Regions from separate parts of the Mus musculus genome. Here region 2 is linked to region 1. A link is a contact called in ENCODE POLR2A ChIA-PET data. All regions are on one chromosome and are shown on one strand. Each heading gives the region's core, a stretch centred on a gene start or an enhancer-like site at or near the end of the contact. The rest is flanking DNA. Distances are from core to core; before and after follow the strand shown.

Region 1 (7,286 bases), core at 2,141-4,640:
AAAGGTGGAGTCAAAGGAACCCTCTCTCCACCCGCCCCCAAGCCCTGGGACTCCAAGTGCCACTTCAGTTGGGCCCCCTGCCTTCCCAGCGCCCAGCCCAGCCAGTGCCACTCCCAGTCAGCGCCAGTGGGTCTCCTCTGCCACCAGCGCCAATGATTCCTTTGAAATAAGGCCATCCTCCAAGCCAGACATGGAAACTATCCCAATCGGGGACCTTCAGGCCAGGGCCCTGGCCAACCTCCGAGTGAACTCCCGCAACTCCTTCGTGTTGATCCCCAAGCGCAAAGCCCCTGGGAACTATCCTTTGGCGGGGAGGCAATTTGAGGAGCCAAAGGGGGAGGTGGGCTGGGCCTCTCAGAGCCAGGGGCTCGGATCCCAGCTGGTGTCTACAGTGGATGGTGCACCTGCCCTAGAGAAGAGTCCCTTGGCTGCTGAGATGCAGTGGGCAGTTAGGAAGGGGGCCTGCCCCAGGCCAGCAATTTCTGACACAGACAAGTGTGTTAGGTGGCAGAGACCAGCCTCGCCACCTCCATTTCTACCAGCCACAGCTGAAGCTGAGCCGGCTGAAGGCTTGGGGGTTCCTGGCTTGGCCAAGAATGGCCAGGAGCCTGTGAGGCCAGGACTTCCAGTCACCTTCATTGATGAAGTAGACTCAGAGGAGGAGGCCTTTCAAGAAGCCAAACTGCCCTCCTCAGCAGTTGGTGTGCCTTCCCAGTACCACCTGCACCCTGCCAGGCCTGGACACACCTCAGAACTCCTGAACCGAGGTAGCAACACTTTCACAGTAGTGCCCAAGAGAAAGCCAGGGACCCTTCAGGAGCCACACTTAAGTCAGACCAATGGTCAGTCCCAGCAAGGGGCAGAGGAACAGGATGCTGAGAGCCTCTCAGGACCCCATACTACCCTGGAGAACACCCTAAAGAAACGATACCCCACTGTGCACGAGATTGAGGTGATTGGTGGTTACCTGGCCCTGCAGAAGTCCTGCCTCATCAAAGCTGGCTCCTCGAGAAAAAAGGTAAGTGGTAAGGAGAGGGCTGCTGGCATGGAGGTCTTCTCCGTAAATCACAGGAGAATGGGGTTGTGTGCTCAGGCCAGGTCCAGGGCCTCTGTGAACTGTGACAGCCCCAGGCTGGGGTTGGTCAGCCTACTGTTTACTTCAGAGATTTGGGGGAAGTAGTGCAGAGTTCCAGAATCCCTTTGGAATGGGTAATTCCAACTAATTGCAGGTCTACCTTCAGAAAATAGCCTGGCCTGTGATTTGGAGGTAGCTGGCATAGTCCTATGGAGTTTAGCTTGGACAGATATCCAGAGCCTGGATGTAAATGGGAGGAAGAAAGCCAGTCATTCTTTTGCAGGTCCTCCTGACTTTGAGGTCAGTCTGGGCACACATCCCATAAGCTAGTTGGAGGGAGTTCTCAGCTCCCTGGAAGGTCCGGGAGTCAGAGCTTGGCAGGCCTTTGCCTTCTGCAAGGATGGATTGAACGCCCAGGCTTCATGCCAGACGTGGTCAAGAGGGCCTTGGGCAGAGAAACTCAAGAATAATCCCCTAGAGGCTCAAATGACCAAGGTGAGCCATATTTCCTAGCCAGCTCTGGCCAGTGGCTTGGAACCCTCTGGGCACAAGGAAATCATTCCTCAGATTCTTCCTGATTGTTCCAGGGTCTGTGTTTGTCCCCAGGGGCAAATTCCAAGACCTATCCCACATGACTCTTAGTCAGTTGGTACAGGGAAGTGCACCTTTCCCTTCTGCTGAGATGGCACCTGCAGTGTCTACACTACAACAGCTAGAATGTAGGTTTATCCAGGTTAATGCTGTGCCCTCCGCCTCAGTTTCCTTGGGTGAACTTTTGTCCTGAGCCATGCCACCTTACCTCCTCACTCTTTTTCCCTTACATTTTGCTTCCTGTCACAGTGGTCTGGCCATCAGCTCCAGCCAATGTCATGGTGACTTTGGTGGGGATTCTGGTGAGGAGGGAGACTCAGAGCTAGAACACTTTTTTTTTTTTTTTTTTTTTTTTGCCACATGAGACCATGTCTCTCTCAATCTCACCTGTGCTCTTTACCCTGAGTCCTTGGACAGAGTGACCCAGGCCCTTCCCCCATCTTTCTCTGCTTCTTGATCCTGATGTCTCTATGATGTGGCCATCCCCATGCTTGTCCAAGAAGTGGACGTGATGAAGGTATCTCTGTATAGCTGAGGAAGCTGAGGCTTGGGAGGTTCATGAGGCCGTGGAACTCATAGGATCGGAGCTGAGACCAGGTTCCTATTTTTAGAGCCTTGCTCCTATCCTGGGATACTTGGCTTCTTGAAACTGAAAAGCTGCCTGGCTCTCCTGTCATGACTAGAGACAAGTGTGAGAATCACCTTTGGCTGGGTTAGAGTCAGAGGGCAGGGCTGCTAGGTACGGCCGTTCATGTAGATCTCAAACACTAAAGCAGGGCAAGGCCTAAAGGCTAGCAGGGGGCTGGAATGGGACCCTGGCCAGCAGCCTGGCTGTCTGGACCAGACGGAGGGAGTTGGGGGTCCAGATGGATGATGCTTATTATGGCCAAGTGGCCTGGGCAGGGTTTTCTGTAGCAGTACAGCCTGCTGATTGTGCTGGCCTGCCTATGCATGCACCAGCTGCCCTGCCCAGCAAGACACAGAATGCCAGTGGGAGGGGGCAGGGCACAAAGCTGCCCAACCTTCAGAGCAGTGTGCAGGGTGAGGCCCTCATGTTCTTTGTCCTTCCCTGACATTTCTCTTACCTGTAGCCCCAGGAGACCCCAGGGTGCTCCTCCTGAAACCCAAGTCCTTGCCCTAGCACAGACTCCTGCTTCTTCCTGTGGGAGCAGGTGGTCCCAGAGGGCCTTGGGGCAACTGCACACTTTGGTTTCCCTCCCCACCCTGACTAGTGGCTCCCACCCGTCCTGCTGCTGCTTCCTCTTTCCTACCTCCTGTTCCTGTGTCACACCCTAGCATGATAGTGTCCTCAGGGCTCGGCACTCCACCCTCACTTGTGTGACCTAGTTATGGCCCTCAGCCTGGCTCCCATTTGAAGGCGGGTCTGTCCTTTTGGCCCTTTCCAGCACACCATCATCTTCCTCCAGTCTGCACCTGCCTTTCCTAGTTGAAGCTGGCCTGAATGTCCTCTCACCTGCTTTCCTTTTCATTCAGTCTCTCTCACCCAACTCTTCTCATGGGTGACCCCTAGATGGTCTTTCTGGAGCTCAGAACCCCAGAGAGAGACTGAACCCTTATTCATGAAACCTCACTGGTACAGGGTGTACCCTGGGTGGGTGGGTGGATGGGTGGGGGTGTAGCAGCTGTGGCTATCACAGTTGGTAGCTCCGATCTATTGTCCTGTTACCCTTGGGAACTTTGGCTGGGGGCCAAATGGAGGATGGGAGCCAGGCTGTGTGCAAGGGATTGGGGGCAGGGTTTGGCTAAACATGACCTCCAGCTGGGCCAGTTGAGCAGTTTCCTCGATTTGAGTCCCAGGGTGGACACCTTTTGGTAACCCAAGCTGGGTGTGTATGGGTAGGGCAGGTTGAGGGAGAACAAAAGGGCCCTGTAAAAGCTGGAAGGTTCTGCCACCCAGGGCCATGTGAAAGCCCAGAGGTCCCATCACCTGCCTGCCATATTAGGTGTGCTGGGTAAAGTCCCCCAGATACTGGTGACCAGATATGTACAGTGACAATCCCTGTCTGGACCTTCCCCACATGCCCTGGTGGTTCCACCCCTGGCAGGGTTATAAGCCTGAGTTACATGTGACCCACTGACCTGTGCTGTAAGCAGGAAGGAGACCTATGAATACTGGTCTGCCAGAGGAGACAAGGGAGATAGTTACTGGGGGGACTGGGCCCCAGCTGAGACAGGCAGGCTTATGAGCTGCTTCCCCACCCCCAGCCTGGCCAGGCTGTGCCAGGCACTGTACCCACATGTGTCTATCCCCTCAGCCTCCCTGCTGGGAACTATGCAGGCTAATGAGGGTGTGCTAATCTAGCTGGGCCTGGGCCCTGGCAGCTGGTCCTGTATTCTCAGTAGTGAGGGATGGGCCTCAAAGGCTCCATCTAGGGATCACTTTGCTATAGAAGGCTCAGGTATGTTGGGCCCTATACTATCCTGTGCTCCTCCTAGGGAACTTATCTCAGAAGGCTAGGTGACATCATCTCTCAGCTTCCACCTAACGACTCTAATGGGATCTAGTCTTCAAGGACAAGATAAGCCTTGAGGTCAAAGCAGGGTGCAACCAATATGCCTTCCTATGACAGGAGTGAACATCTCTGTTTTGCCTGACCTGGGGTGTTTCCCCATTTGCCTGTTAATGTGTGCAGATGGCCAAAGTAGGGAAGGCCTGGGAGAATAGACGTCTCTGAGCAGGTTGAAAAGCGAGGAGCTCCAATTCCTGGGGTTCCCCCCCCCCGGGGTGGGGCAGATACCTGGGGCAGGGTATCTTTCAGTGGGCAGAGGGCTCAGGGGTATTGATAGTCATGTGGGCAAGTGGCCATTGATTGAGAGGGAAAGCAAGCAGGATGTTGGTTCAGAGACTAGGCTTCCTGCTTTTGTGGGTCCTTGGTCCATTCTGTGGCATGTGCCAGGGTCATTTGCTGCCTCAGGACAGGCTCAACCCTCCTGCCAGGCTAGTCTTCCATCCTGTTGGGCCTCTGGCTCCTTCCAGGAGAAGAGGGGGAACCTGAGCTGGCTGTTGGTGTCCTGTGCCTAGGAGTTTAATATTTCGAGCCCAGCAAGACTGCCCCATCTGCTGCAGGCAAGTGCTCATGTTCATTACCAACCCACTAGGCTGAGCTCAGCTGAGAGGACCAGCGAACCTCAGCAGTCATTGATTGTGGAGGTGGAGCTCCCAGCCCAGGTAGCAGACAGGAAGATCATGACAGAGGGTTGCCCACAGCTTTCTGGCCCTTAAAACCAGGCCACTAGGAGAAAAGGGAGAATTTGATTATGAAATTCCAGAGCCAGTGAGTGAGGCACACAGTAGGGTAGGAGTTGAGAATCACTGATGCTATTACCCTAGACTCTGAATAAAAAGTGGGACTCCCCAGTAGCCCAAAAAATAGGTGGTACTTAGCACCAACAGCCCAACTGATGGGTGTTAGCCTCTTAAGCGGGCCTCTGACAGTGATGGTTGGTGCTAGGATTCTTCCCAGAACATGAAATTAGCTTTAAGAGCAGCTACAGGTATAGGGTGGGATAGGTGGATCCTATAACTCTTGGTAGAAGTCTTCTCTCCCTGTTTAGCACCTCTGCCTAACTGGGTGGTAGGGCCCCTGCTGACATGGCTCTTACTCCTAGATGAAGATCTCCTTCAATGACAAGAGCCTGCATACAACATTTGAGTACCCTTCTGAGAGCTCTCTGGCACAGGAAGAGGCGGAGGAGGAGGAGGAGGAGGAAGGAGAGGAAGATGGTGAAGAGGAGGAAGTGGGGCCTGACTCAGAGAAACCCTTCACAGTTTTCTTGCCCCGGGCCACATTTGTAAGCAGTGTGGGACCTGAGAGCAGCTCAGGTAATCGCAGCCGTTGGACTGGGCAGCCTGGGAGTGGGATGTGGACCACACTTGCAGGTATCCATGCCTGTTGTCTTCCGTTCACAGGTCTGTCCAGCTACACTCCAAAGCATTCCATGGCCTTCAGCAAGTGGCAGGAACAGACACTGGTGCAGACTCCAACTGATGTGGAGCTCCCACCGAAGGAGGTCATGGTAAGCCAGGTGGAGGGTGCTGGGTGAACACCCAGATCACCAAAGGAGGCTGACTGGCTTGGGGAATGGTTGAAGCCTGGATAAGCCTTAGTGGTATATTCTATTCTTTCTCTCAGCTCACACCTGCCAGTCAGAACGACCTCTCGGACTTCCGCAGCGAGCCAGCCCTCTATTTCTGACCCCTGCAACTGTCAGGATGGCCAAGACTTAGCCCCAGGTGTGGTGGTCCTGGAAGCCAGTCAATACCCAGGAGCCCTGACTGTATTCTGTGCCCCTCTACCTGGCTCTCCCTGCCTTCTCTCTCTGTTACCTCCTTTTGCCTTTAGGGCCAGATCTGAATCTCACACCAAGGATGAACAGGTGGGAACTGCCTGTGGGACAGGCTGACATCTGTCCATACTGTCTCATCTGTGATGAGGTGGAGGCCTGAGCAGATCTTGTCCCAGAGTGCTGTCGGAAATTTCAGCTCCTACCTTTTGAGGAGTGGCCACTGCGAGGAGTGAGAGGCTACCCTAGTTATTTGTTCTTTGCCGAAATCCAAGCTCCTGCCCTCAGCGAACTCAGCTACTTTTCATGAAAGATGGCAGGGTGTTTTTTCTTTTTTTTCTCCCCTGATATTGGATTCAATAAACAGCACTGTAACAAGGCTGCTTTTGCCTTCTTTACACAGCTCTCAGTCTGAGAACAAGGTCCTAACTTGGCACCTGTGTGCAAAAAAAGCAAAAGGGCCCCAGCCTGGTACTGTCACACTTTGAGCTTGCTGGTCTGGCTCTGGCTTTTGTTCTCTTCCCACTGCAAGTCTACTACTCTCTCTCCCAGAGCTAGTACTGTGGGAAGTGGACCTAACCTCTGGGCTCTGCAACTCCCATGACTCAGGGGTCTAGATGCCAGAAGGGAGGAAGGTTAGTGTTATAATTGACAGGATTCAGCACAGGGCTAGGAGCCTAGTAAAGTAGCTAGTCGTGTATCACACAGGAATGGGGCTAAATGGAACTTTGGAGATCTTTTCTCATGTTTGATTTGGATACCTCCCGATGTATAAGCCTGTAACAAGGCTATAGCAACAGAGATTCCCAAAAGGCTAGGGGAATGCAGAGCTGCCTGCTTGGAAACTGTTCGCAGAGGCCTTGGCAGCCAGTGTAGGCCATCTGCAGGCACCGAATGTGTCTTCTTTTCCTGTCACTGCTTGACTAGAGCTAAGGAGAATGTTGAAGTAGGTTTCTCTCAGAGAGTAAAAGCCCAGCTTTATAGGTACTTTTTTTGTTGTTTAAGAAAGGGTTTCATACTATGTCCCAGTCTGGTTTACAGTTTACTATGCAGACATGAATGGCCTTGATTTTAAGGCGATCCTTCTTCCTCAACGAAGGATGACAGGTGTAAACTACCACAGCTGTTTTCTGGATCTTTTTGGTCACCAAATACTTCCAAACTTTCCCCAGAAGCTGTGACAAAGGGCTGGGTCATAGGGCACATGGAAATAGTAAGTAAGCAACACATGTGGTTGGAAGATGGGTCCTAACAGCAGCAGCAGCAGATTGGACCAAACAGAACTTACTGTCCCTGTCTCTATCTCTGAGCCAGG
Region 2 (7,286 bases), core at 2,786-5,285, 160 kb after region 1:
GTTGGATAGTGGTTGATGCCAAAGATTGAAGGGGTAGGGCGGGGCAGAAGTGGGAAGGTCCCTGGCTTCCTCACCTTGGTAGATGGTGAGGAGCCCCAGAGGTTGAGCTGAGCAGCAGCTGTGATTTCAGGGTGCCTCTGTTGGAGAGGCTGCTGTGATTTGAAAATCTTCTTTCCTTGGTGACAATTCCAGAAGGCTCCAGATGAATTGTATTGGTGAGTGCCTGGCCCTTAAGCAGTCCCAGCTGGGGATGATGGGGATTTATGGGTGTCCCTGAGCCTAGGGTGACAGGGCCTCTCCTTTTTTTTTTATTCTGCTTCAGGGTACCACCCCACCAGGAGGCTGCGGGCCTGGGGCGGCCTAGCTGGAGGAGCAACATTCATGGTAATTTGGTTTTTCTGGCTGTGGGGATCAGCTCCTGGAAGTGCCCCTGTGCCTCAGTCCACACTCACCATCCTTATCTGGCACTGGCCTTTCACCAACCGGCCGCCAGAGCTACCTGGTGACACCTGCACTCGCTATGGCATGGCCAGCTGCCGTCTGAGTGCTAACCGGAGCCTGCTAGCCAGTGCTGATGCTGTGGTCTTCCACCACCGTGAGCTGCAAACCCGGCAATCTCTCCTACCCCTGGACCAGAGGCCACACGGACAGCCTTGGGTCTGGGCCTCCATGGAATCGCCCAGTAATACCCATGGTCTCCATCGCTTCCGGGGCATCTTCAACTGGGTGCTGAGCTATCGGCGTGATTCAGATATCTTTGTACCCTACGGTCGCTTGGAGCCTCTCTCTGGGCCCACATCCCCACTACCGGCCAAAAGCAGGATGGCTGCCTGGGTGATCAGCAATTTCCAGGAGCGGCAGCAGCGTGCAAAGCTGTACCGGCAGCTGGCCCCTCATCTGCAGGTGGATGTGTTCGGTCGCGCCAGCGGACGGCCCCTATGCGCTAATTGTCTGCTGCCCACTTTGGCCCGGTACCGCTTCTACCTGGCCTTTGAGAACTCACAGCATCGGGACTACATCACTGAGAAGTTCTGGCGCAATGCCCTGGCGGCTGGTGCTGTACCCGTGGCGCTGGGACCTCCTCGGGCCACCTACGAGGCTTTTGTGCCACCAGATGCCTTTGTACACGTGGACGACTTCAGCTCTGCCCGTGAACTGGCTGTCTTCCTCGTCAGCATGAATGAGAGTCGTTATCGTGGCTTCTTTGCTTGGCGAGACCGGCTCCGTGTGCGGCTCCTGGGTGACTGGAGGGAGCGCTTCTGCACCATCTGTGCCCGCTACCCTTACTTGCCCCGCAGCCAGGTCTATGAAGACCTTGAAAGCTGGTTCCAGGCTTGAACTCCTGCTGCTGGGAGAGGCTGGATGGGTGGGAGACTGATGTTGAAACCAAAGAGCTGGGCATCCAGGCTTTTGGTCACCATGGCACTACCCCAAGGCTTTTCCTGTTCAGTGAGCAGGAATTCAGGATATAAGGAGAAAACTGGGCTGAGATGCCCTGGTGGGCTTTAGAGTAGGGGCCCAGGATAAGAGACAATGAATTAATGAGGAGCATATGGGGAAGGTGGCTGAGGGTCCCTGACTTACCTTGACCCATGGCTGAAGGCTCCATGCCCATGGCTGGAGCTGGGACCCTACACTTCTATAGTCAAGGTGCTTAGCCTCAAGGTTGCAGATGCACCCTCTAGTACTCTGGGTGCAGACTGTACACTGGGCGCAGGGGGTTGTGGAAGGACAGTGCAGATGATTCTGGGCTTTTGACACCACAGTTCCCCCAGGGAAAGAGGCACTACTAATAAAAACACTGACAGAAATCTCCTGGTCAAGTCTGTTAGGCAGCAGAGCTCACCAGCCAGCTTCCTCTGCTCAATTCCCTCCGGCAGCCATTATTGGGTTTCTCGTTTCTGTCTGAGAGCCTTGCTTGAGTGGTACCTTACCAGGAACTCAAAGCCCACGGCAGGTACAGACCTGAGAACTGAGGTCAGACACAGCTGTGGCTGAGGTGCCACATGTCATAGGTCTCAGTGGGAGGTGTGTCCTGTGTGATGGGGTGTGATGTATCCGTTAGGGCTTTCACTGAAGAGCCTGCTGCAGGTGCCCACTGTGTTGGACTGGGTGGGCCAGGAGGAGATGAGAGGTGAGGCTATGAGTGTATGACAGATTGAGCTCCTGGGATGGGCTGGGGCTTGGGTTTGTCCGGGGATGGGGTGGCAGTACAGGCAGGAAGCTGCCCTCCCCCTGTGGTTTGTGGGAAAGGCCTAACCATGGCTTCCTGCCCTAATCTAGCCTCATGGGCTAACTGGAGAGAAGGAGCCTGAGCCTGGGGCTGGGTGGAGTCTCGTGTCCTCTCCCACCAGCCCAGGAGAGGAGCTGGGAAGTGTCAGGAAGCTTTAGCCCTCGATGACGGTTTGCATTCACTTTAAGAGCAAACTGCATGTCCCAGGCTGAATACCACACAGCCTCCCCCTCCTATTCATAGGCCGGGGAAACCCAAACTGGCCTGCAGTCTTCAGACACAGTCCTCAGGACCACAGCTAGTGGCTCTCTGCTGCCCCCTGCCTGCCATATTGGAGAAAATAGTCCTGTGACAGTATCAATAGGCCCACATTCAAACACTTCTAAGGACCCACCAAAGGCCAGGCTCTAAGAGCAGAAAGATGCTAGGCTTACATGAATATGGAGTAGGTGGGGAGGTGGGTGGTGTTGGGGTAGCAAGTAAACCTCTTATATAAGGGACAACCTGTCTTCTCAGTCACCCCTGCTTTCCAGCCCCTTTTGTGCAGTCTGGCTAGAGCAGGGAGGCCTGATCTGGTAGTCACAATGGATGACTGTGGTAAATTTTCACAGTTGTGATGTCTCAGCATCATTTTGAATATAAACCTAACTTTCTCAGGTCAGAATTAGGGCTCTCTGACCTGTAGCAGTTTCCGGTTATGCACACCCAGCCCTTCACGTGGTGTGTCTAGCTCTTCATACCTGGTAAGCATTTCTGCTGCCCTGCCCGCTGGGCATCTGCCTCACCTGCATGGAAATCGCAGGTGGACTGCAGTGACCCCAGGCATATGCACCTTACGTGTTCTAAATTCAGTTAAAACTATGTAAGAAATGTGTTTGGATGATACCCTGGACCTCAAAACAGCTGTCTCCACCTGCAGAGAGAGAGAGAGAGAGAGAGAGAGAGAGAGAGAGAGAGTATTTTGGACAGGGTCTCATGTTGCGCAGGCTAGCTTTGAATTCTCTATATAACCAAGGATGACCTTGAATACTTCATCCCTTCTGCCTCTGCCTTTTTGATGCTGGGATTACACGTGCGTGGTTGCTCTCTATTATTTATTTTATTGAGATATGGTCTCTCTATGTAGACCAGTGTGGACTTGAACTCACAAAGATCTGCTTTTCTCTGCCTCCCTGAGCTGAGCGCTGGGTTAAAGGTAAATCTGCCATGACCTGCTGTTGCTCTGCATTTTGATAATCTAGGTAAACGCCATTTCATCAGCAGGTGGTGGCTCGTCTATGAGGAACACAGAATGCTTTTGTGAAGGTGGTCGAACTACCGCAGTCCCTCTCATCAGGCTCCTCTTTAAAATATCTAAGTCACATCGTGTTGTTGCACCTCAAGCCGCGATGGGATTCTCCTAACGGACCAATGTCTCTCCTCTAAATGAGTGACTGACCCTGCTTCCTGTCTCTACAAGTGAGGAGGGTCAATCTAATGGTGACCAAGCCTCCTTCAGTTTTCCAAACAGGACAGTAAACACCTTGGGTACCCCTCTGCGTAAATCTCTCAATTGGAGACTCATATTTGGAATCTCCTGGGAGAAGCATAGGGTACCTGCGTTCTCCCTAGACCTCGGAAAGGTGCGAGCCGGGATCTTGGTTTAGATGGGGGCTGTGAGGGATCTTGGAAACACTGCATTATGGGTCCAGTGAGCAGCGAGGCCTAGTGCTGTGCGCAGGTGCAGGCGGGCGCGGGCGCCCCCTGGCGGCTACCCGGGCGCAGAGACGCCTTTAAGTGGGGGCGACGGGCGCGGGCGCGACGAGTCTCTGTAGCTGCGGCCGCCGGGGCGGAGCCTGCGAGCAGCAGGTCCTGGACTCTCGAGCGCCCCGCCCCCGCGCGGGCGATGCCGAGCGGCGCGGCCGGCAGCGGGGCCCGGCGGGGCGCGCAGAGGACAGGGCCGCGGCGCTGAAGCGGCGGAGCGCGGCCCGGCCATGGGCTTCCTGCACCAGCTGCAGCTGCTGCTCTGGAAGAACGTGACGCTGAAGCGCCGGAGCCCGGTGAGCGAGCCGCGCCCGCCCTTAGGGGCTCGCAGGCCGCGCGCCCAATTTGCCGGTGCGCTCTCCGCGTGCACGTGCAGTGTCCAGGCGCGCGCAGACCCCGGGAGGGCGCCACCGGAGACCCTGTTCGGGGCCGGACGATTCCGCGGGCTTCCGGGCCTCCGGCAGTGGGTTCGGCTGTGCCCTGGTCCGCTGACACTCGCAGCGCACGGCTGAGTCACGGGCCGGCGCCCTCCGCAGCGCTTTCTGGCAGGCTGGGGTGGGGGCAGGTGGTCCCTGGACTTCAGCTAGAGCTAGGTGCAGGTTCCTGGTCCAGAGCGCTAGCTGGGACACACCATTCAGCTTAGGGACTCAGAGCCCTGGTCCCATCATCTCTGGGGCCCCCATAGGAACCTGTCTTTTCATTCCCTTTACTGGTACTCTGCCCTTGGGCAAGCACCTTAGGCTGAAGCTGGTACCAAACAGCCTTCGCCGCCGCTGCTACCGCCCTCCTCCTCTTCCTCCTCCTCCTCCTCTTCCTCCACCACTACCACCACCACCACCACCACCACCTTCTCCTCCCTTCATCTCCTTTCCTAACCCATCCTGGCAAGTCACAACCCTTACTCCTGCTTTCTCATCCCTGGGAATGTCCTTGTTGTGTGGACTCAACCTGTTAAATCCCAGCACCCTTTGGGGCCAGTTTCTCCTGAGGCTGCTCCTCTGATTTCTCCTGCCTTGGGCCTCTCTTGGGGCTGGGTTCTGCTGAGCTTCTTAGTACCTGTCTAGGCCAGGCAGGGTATAAAGAGTGTTGGGGTACGAGTCCTGTGTGAGGAGCAGGATGCCAGGCACGGATGGCGTTTGCAGTGTTGGTTTTCATCCCAGTCCCTGGAAGAGCAAGGGCATCCAGAGAGTCCTGGGCCAGCAAGAGTGTCCGAGGGCCCTTGGGATTTTCCAGGATGGAGACAAGAGAGTGCAGGACCTAAAAGAAGGGCCTTAACCAGCTCATACCCAGGGACCCCTTGGGCAGCAACACTCCACCTATGTTCTTTGAGTACTTTAGATTCATAATAAGAAACTCTGGTCTGTAGGCAGGGTGGGTAGCAGTCATCACCACAGCCTGGCAGAATTCCCGTGGGCACCTGGCCCTGGCTGATTGCCAGGACTGGGTACATTCTCTGTTCTGGTTGGCTGGTGTGGGGTCTGAAGGGGCAGCCCTGTGACTATAGCTTTTGAGTCCCTGGGAAGAAGGGACACAGAGTGTATGTAGGCATGCCTTAGTGCTAGCTAGCCCAAAGTTGCTTATCAGGAACACCCCTCAGGGCTTGGGAATAGAGGCCACAACATAGTTCCTGCCACAGCAAGTTGGGAGAAGAGTCCAGCTGTGTGACAGTCAGTTGGAGGTGCCCGTTGCCTTTTCCCTAGGACTGACCCCTGCCTGTTATGTGGATCTGTTGGGTTTTCCTGAATTCGCATGCTTCAACATTCCCAGAGACCAATTAGACCACAGAGGAGATCCATAACCTATGGCTGAGCTACCAGCAGTGGCTGTCTTCTTCCAGGAAGACAGTTTTTGCTGGTGTCAGGGGTGTGCCCATGCAAAGCTTGTGATCTGGAGGGGACCTCAGGACTTCTGCCCTGCTTGCTTCCTTCGCTCAAGTACTACCCTGCCTTGTTGTAGGGACATGGGTAGTACATGGGACATGGGTCCACCCTGGCACCCTTAGGAGGATCACCAGTATAGAGTAGTTGTGGTGGAAGCTAACATCACACGTGGGTATCACCTGCTACCCTCCCCATCCCCCATCACAGCGAGCACAAGGCTGCTCAGGCCCAGGGTGAGCATGGAGATATTGGGGCAGTGTGGAAGCACGGGACTTGTCTTGAGAGACAGAATCCCTAGGTCACTTGCGGTCACCTAGGTAAGACAGGTAGCGCTGGACCTGTGCTGTGAGCCTGTAACCAGATGCCCCTCTGTTGCCCTCCGCCTCCCAGCTAGGACTCTTTCTCCCAGCAGCTCATGCGCAGCCGTTGCTATAGTGATAGGGGAGCCAGCCTGGCCTGCGCTGCAGTTACTCGGGCAGAGGTGCCCAGGGCAGGGCAGATGTGCCTGTGGTCGGGTAAGTGTGGGTAGGGCTGTCTCTTGAGCTGTGACCCCTGCTACTCTGTATGCGTGAGACACCGTGTCCTGCAGCCCTGGGTGTACATACCACCTCCTCAACTGGCCCTGGACTCCATCCTGGCTGGAGAGGAGGTGGAGGCTGGCACAGGCTGAGGCGGGTGAGGGTATAGACAACACAGCAGGGTGTTCTGATCACAGAGAGCTATTGTCAGCACAGTGGGCACAACCAGGGACAAGCTGGGCACGGACCCACACCACTCCTGGGAGGGGCTTCAGAGTCTGCTTCAGATGGTGACGAGGGTGAAGGAGACCTGAGGCGGAAGAGCCATGGAGGAGGACGGCTTCTGCAGGGCTGACCCTCTCTTTCCTGGGATCTTAGAGGCAGGAGCTCCCAGTCTATTTCCTGGACTTCCTCCCTGAGCTGAGGTGGGGGCAGGAATTGGTAAAGCCCCTTTTTCTCCACATGGTATGGGAGGTGAGTCTGGCCTCCCTTGGCAGCCTGGCCCTGGGAGGTTAGGGCAGGACAAAAGGCTTCTTGCCACAAGGACTATGTTAGCCAGAGGCTCAGTGCCCTGGTCACCTGCTGGGCCTTGCTTATACCAGGCCTCACCTCTCTGAGTCAGCACAGAGTTACAAGGCTGCTGCGGCAGAGGAGGTGAGAGATGGCGTAGGGGCTCCAGGCACAAAGAGGCCACATGTGGCCAAGATTGTACCCGTTTGTCCTATTGGTTGGGTCAATGAATGGGTCACGGTTGACAACAAACTGGCTGACTTTTGACCTCTTCAGAGAGTAGGCGGTCCATGCTTTGACAGGCACAACCTAGGGGCCCCATTTAGTGGTACCACATAGCACTCACCGTCTTGGTATACTGGGAGGGACTACAATCTTGGGTGGACCTGAGAAACCTGTGCT

What was found. ChIA-PET counts read pairs that join two places held with the same protein, here RNA polymerase II (POLR2A).
Region 2: POLR2A ChIA-PET joins it to region 1 with 11 read pairs in embryonic stem cell. The contact joins the promoter of Abca2 here to the enhancer-like site in region 1. POLR2A ChIA-PET finds 5 or more read pairs at or near these places in 3 of 5 experiments (Patski and embryonic stem cell).

Annotation. Positions count from the first base shown.
Region 1 is chr2:25,263,536-25,270,821 of GRCm38, forward strand. Tprn (taperin) reads left to right here. Exons shown (of 4, transcript NM_175286.4): 1 at 1-1,018; 2 at 5,297-5,510; 3 at 5,598-5,704; 4 at 5,821-6,351. The coding sequence ends at 5,883. Among named protein-coding and RNA genes, the nearest start is that of Tprn, 4.6 kb to the left of the region's middle. Within about 2 kb of position 3,391, at least 2 of the 3 ENCODE cell types and tissues checked have a DNase peak (open chromatin) inside an H3K27ac peak, as active enhancers do.
Region 2 is chr2:25,424,564-25,431,849 of GRCm38, forward strand. Abca2 (ATP-binding cassette, sub-family A (ABC1), member 2) reads left to right here and starts at 4,036. Exons shown (of 49, transcript NM_001368624.1): 1 at 4,036-4,272. The coding sequence starts at 4,207. Fut7 (fucosyltransferase 7) reads left to right here. Exons shown (of 4, transcript NM_001289453.1): 3 at 131-215; 4 at 323-1,811. The coding sequence starts at 203. The coding sequence ends at 1,338.